2 separate regions of the Homo sapiens genome follow, and region 2 is linked to region 1. Evidence: read pairs that join two places in POLR2A ChIA-PET (ENCODE). Cell type or tissue: GM12878. All regions are shown on one strand.

Region 1 (2,500 bases):
TCCTAAGTTTTTGGCCTAAGCAGCTAGGGCAGATAATTATGGGAAGCTAGGGGACAGGGCGGGGAGGACTGGAAAAGAAGTGGCTTTTGGAGCATGGGAAGGGTGGATATGAAAGGTTTTCCTTTGGGCTGTGTTAAGTTTCAGATGTTTGTTAGACTTTGAGGTATAAACATGTAGACCATTGAAGATGTGAGTCTGGAGTTCCGGTATAGATTAGGTCTCAATATTCTATTTGGGGGTCACACATTTTATCTTTAAAGAATTCCATGTATTTTCAGAATAAGAAGTTAGTTTGATAGAATAAAGAACCTGTGGTAATTTGATTCGAATGATGAAAAAAATTTAAATCAAACTTTCTTTTCCCCTGAAAGCATTGTGAAAAAACGGTAAAAGGTAGATCATTTTTCAATCAGCATCAGTGTGACCTGTCTGTGTCTGACCTAACTCTCAGCTAATATAGCCAGTTGAGCAGTGGAAGATGAAGAATTTGATTTGCATATCTTAAAGCCGTTGAGAAAAGGAACTAGACATTTTAGTTTTTTTTTTCCCCTGAGGAACTATATGCATATATTTTGAGCCTTACATTTTTTTCTTAGAGGGAAACTAGTCAGGAGTGGGAGGCCTCTGAACAAGCTGCATTCTGTGTAGCCGCCAGCTTTTCTTTCTCTTTCTCCAGGAGAACACTGGCCCTCAGCCCCTCTTTCTGCTTCCCCTTGTTCAGACCATTGGGGGCGACTGGCTTTCCTGTCTGACTCCTCCTGTTTTGGTAATGAAGATAGGGAGGCTGAAGGATTGATATTATTTGGCTCCCTATTTAAAAGGTAGTTATGTAAAATTAAATAAAATTTGGCCAATACCACTTATAACTTTAAGTTGTTGTGGAAATTGATTATTATTCAGAAAAGAGAATTTTAAGTTAATAATATTGGAAGAATTTATGGTTTTTTCTCTTCCCTTCCCTCCCCCCTAGTTCTTTATTTATTTTTAGAGCTTTCTGTACTAGTACATCCTCCCTTTTCTGGGGAGTTGATTTGGGAAATTAGATTTGCAAGAGAATGTATGCTTTTAGAGGATGATGAAAGCCACTTGCGCTCCCACTTAAGGAACACCCTTTTAAGCTCCCTGCATGCCCTTTCTAGACCCCATCCCAGAGAGGAATGACTTCTGGAATATTGTGTTAATCATTTCCTTGCTTTCTTCGTAGTGTTAACCACAAACGTATGTATGTATGTGGTAATAAACATGAAATTTGCCATCGTAACCATCTTTAAGTGCACACAGCTCAGTAGTGATAAGTATATTCACAGTGTTGAGCAGTAGATCCCCAGAACTTTTTCATTTTGCAGAACTGAAGCTGCATATTCATTAAGCAACTCCCTATTTTCCCCTCACCCCAACCCCTGGCCTTTTGTTTCTGTGAAGTTGACTGTTCTAGATACTTCGTGTAAGTGGAAACCTATAGTGTTTGTCTTTTTGTGACTGGTTTAATTTCACTTAGCATATGTTTTCAAGGTTCATTTATGTTTTCACATGTGAGGTATGTTATGGGACCTCATAAAAGTCAGAATTTCTTTCCTTGTAAAAGCTAAATAATATTCTATTCATAGTTCTTAATTTCCATGTGATTGAAATTGTAACATTTTATTCATGATTTGTGATATTTTTGTACCTAGTTTAGGAAAGTCTTCTGTATGCTGAGATTGATTGTAAAGATATCTTCCTATATTATCTTTTTCAGAAATAATTTTTCTTTATTTTAAAACAATATTAAATTCACAGAAAAGTTCCAAGTACAATTTAGAGAATGTTTTCCTGAACCATTTGAGAGTAAGTTGCTGACTCACTGCTCCATCACTTCTGGATACTTTTGTGATATTTCCTACAAAAAAGGACATTCTTCTGTGTAATCTCAAAATGACCATCAAAATTAGGAAAGTAGTAAATTTCTATCATCCAATCTTCAGACTTAAAGTTTTACCAGTTATCACATCAAGTCCTTTTTAGCAACAGGGTCCAGTTTGGAATCATAGGTTGCATTTAGTTCGCATGTCTCTTTAGTCTCCTTAAGTCTGGAACACTCCCTTTATTGAATTGAGAAATATTCCTTCCTCTTCTGTTTTCTGGAAGGGACTGTGTAAAACTGGTATTAATTCTTTTTTAAACATTTGATAGAATTCTCCAGTAAAACCATCTGGGCCTAGAGATGTTTTTTTCTAGATTTTAAATTCCAAAGTGTTTCGTTAACAGTTACAGGGCTGTTTAAATTATCTGTTTCATATTGGGTGAGTTATAGTAGTTCGAGTATGGAATTGGTGCATTTCACCTAAGAAATTTCCATTTTAGCTAATCTGTGTGCAGTTTTATTCTTCCTTACTTTAGATATATTTGTAATGAAAATACAATATGTATTTGTGAAAATATGTATTTTACATCTGTATCATATGATTTCATATCTGTATCATATAATTTGGATCAAGCTCTAGATGCAGCCAGGACCTCA
Region 2 (2,500 bases), 140 kb after region 1:
AGACCTGTGTACCATCTTGACCTCATCAACCCTGTGTGCCCACCCCCCAGATAACCGACTCCATCTCATTGCCCTCCCTCCCAATTGTTCATCTAGTTTATAGGAACAGCCTCCTAACCGGACTTCCATTCTCCAGTCATGCCTTCCTTCAGTCCATTCTCTACAATACAGAATGGGGTCATCTTTCTAAAGATATTTTTTTAATTTTGCTTCAAAAGTGAAACTGGGCTGGACGCAGTGGCTCACACTTGTAATCCCAGCACTTTGGGAGGCCTAGGTAGGAGGATCACTTGAACCCAGGAGTTCGAGACCAGCCTGGGCACATAGTGAGACCTTGTCTCTACAAAAAATAAATTAGCCAGGCCTGGTAGTGTGTGCCTGTGGTCCCAGCTACTCAGGAGTGTGAGCAGGGAGGATCGCCTGAGCCCAGGAGGTTGAGCTGTGTTCTCGCCACTGCACTCTAGCCTGGGCAACATAGCGAGACCCTGTCTCAAAAAAGAAAAAAAAAAGGTGAAACTTCCTCTGAAATGCTTGTGATAAATGCAAACTTTTAATGTGACATAAAAGACTTTTGTGGTCTGGCAGCTGCTTGCCTTTGCTTCGTCATGTTTCCCTCTGATTTGCTGCCCTGCCAGTACACACATGCTCACTCTCATCCTCCAGCCATGCGGAGTAGCTGGACCTGCCCCACTGTCTGACTTGCTCCTGCCTCCTAGCCTGTGTGTCTGCTGCTCCATTTACCCAAAATTCCCCTCCTCCCCACATCCACCCCACCCCTCCTCCCTGGCTGGCTCCAGCTTCATCACCAGGATTCAGGTTCCTTGTCACTAATCAGGAAACGTTCGATGAACTGGTACTATGCTCCAAGCACTATGATGCATGTTAAGCATTCAAAGAGAAGGTGTTTTTCTCCAGGCAGCTTTTCCTGTGTCTTCCAGACACAAGTTCTCTGCTCAGTATTCTCATGTGTGGCTTACACTAACCACATGGTGTTGTCATTGTTAATATATATGTTTGTAGAAAGTCAAAAAGTACTTCACAACCAAAGAAGGAGATAGAGTACTCAATATAGAACAGTCTACAAACTCATGAATTATCTAACGTTTACTTCAGCTTAATTCACTCAGCTATGGGACTTCTGTTGCCAAGGGCCTTCATTACTAGCCACTAGTTATAGCTGATGTGCAGATACAGTTCCCAAAGTCTCTACACTGATTCATGGTAGCCGGCCACATTTTGTCAACATGTTTAGGACCTTGAGGCTATGTTGAAAGCATGAGAAACACTTAAAACACATACATTGGAATTGGGTGTAAGCAGAATCACTTAGAAAATCAGTCATTGTTAAACAGTTGCTAAACTGAAATAACCTATACTTCTTAAATACATTTCATATTCACACAAACCACAGAATTTTGTGAAATTTGATGAATTTTAGAAAATTTGCAGTAAGGCAAAAAAAAAAAAAGCTTAATACTAAGACTGAAAGTGTCCTGTGGACAAGATTAAATATTTTTCACCTAAACCCTCAGATTAGGAATTAATCGGTTCACCACACACACGAATTGGTGACTCCCTCCCTGATGTTTATATTAGGCATGACCTGGGCAGTAAAACACATTCAAGCAGTTTATGGGTCCACATTCCTTAGGGGATAAAATGTCAGGAGCACATGATTGTTGGTGCAGCGTTTCCTAGTTCTTCACTGATCCGTTGTCCTAACACTGATAAACAACTTTAACATTTTGGTAGATTTCTTTCTAATCATTTTTCTATCGATAGAAAAAAAAGATGGAGATATATTTTACAAAGTAAGTTTGTGAACTTCATTTTGGATTGAACATATTTTCGATTCCTCTCTTTTCCTGTTACACTTAACATTTTTTGTTTTGTTTTGTTTATGAAACAGGGTCTCACTCTATCACCCAGGCTGGAGTGCAGTGGGCAAGAACACGACTCATTGTGGCCACGACCTCTCGTGCTCAAGCAATCCTCCCACCCCAGCCTCCCAGGTAGCTGTGACTACACGTGTGCACCACTACACCCAGCTAATTTTTTAATTTTTTGTAGAGACGGGGCCTTGCCATGTTGCCCAGGCTGGACCTAAGTTTAATTAAAAGGACGACAGCAAGACAAAAGCAAAATGATAGATGTAGTTAATATGCAGATTAAATAAGCCGCATGTGCACGAACCCTACTGCAACCCATCAAGACAGAAAATGAGCTGTCAAGTTACATTTGTAGACTGAAGCGGTAAGCAAATTCCAGACACGGGGGCCATGATATGTACTTCTCTTCCTTGACCCTGGTGCACGGTAGTTTCCCGAAAAATTTTTTCCAGGGGGACAGGAGGAACATAAACAGAAAAAAATTAAAACTTTGTCCAGAATAATAGAAAAGTAGACAGTGGAATAATTCAGGATATACCCAATATAAGGAAACAGCCTGTCTGACTTATCATCTGACTTTCTGAGTCAAGTTTGCTCACAGAAAAACTGAC

Evidence for each region. Peaks named below come from ENCODE experiments on the same cell type or tissue, not always from the same donor. Only the 100,000 strongest peaks of a DNase experiment are listed, where the experiment ranks them.
Region 2: POLR2A ChIA-PET joins it to region 1 with 6 read pairs; 2 of 35 experiments call an interaction of 5 or more read pairs at or near these places.

The regions. Positions count from the first base shown.
Region 1 is chr2:8,983,131-8,985,630 of GRCh38, reverse strand. The region is part of intron 1 of MBOAT2 (membrane bound glycerophospholipid O-acyltransferase 2); the gene reads left to right. Among named protein-coding and RNA genes, the nearest start is that of MBOAT2, 19 kb to the left of the region's middle. In GM12878, no CTCF peak of the experiment used is centred here; DNase peaks (open chromatin) are centred at 552 and 1,370; H3K4me3 peaks cover 1,322 bases; H3K27ac peaks cover 1,407 bases.
Region 2 is chr2:8,847,657-8,850,156 of GRCh38, reverse strand. No RefSeq gene overlaps it. Among named protein-coding and RNA genes, the nearest start is that of KIDINS220, 11 kb to the right of the region's middle. In GM12878, no CTCF peak of the experiment used is centred here; no DNase peak of the experiment used is centred here.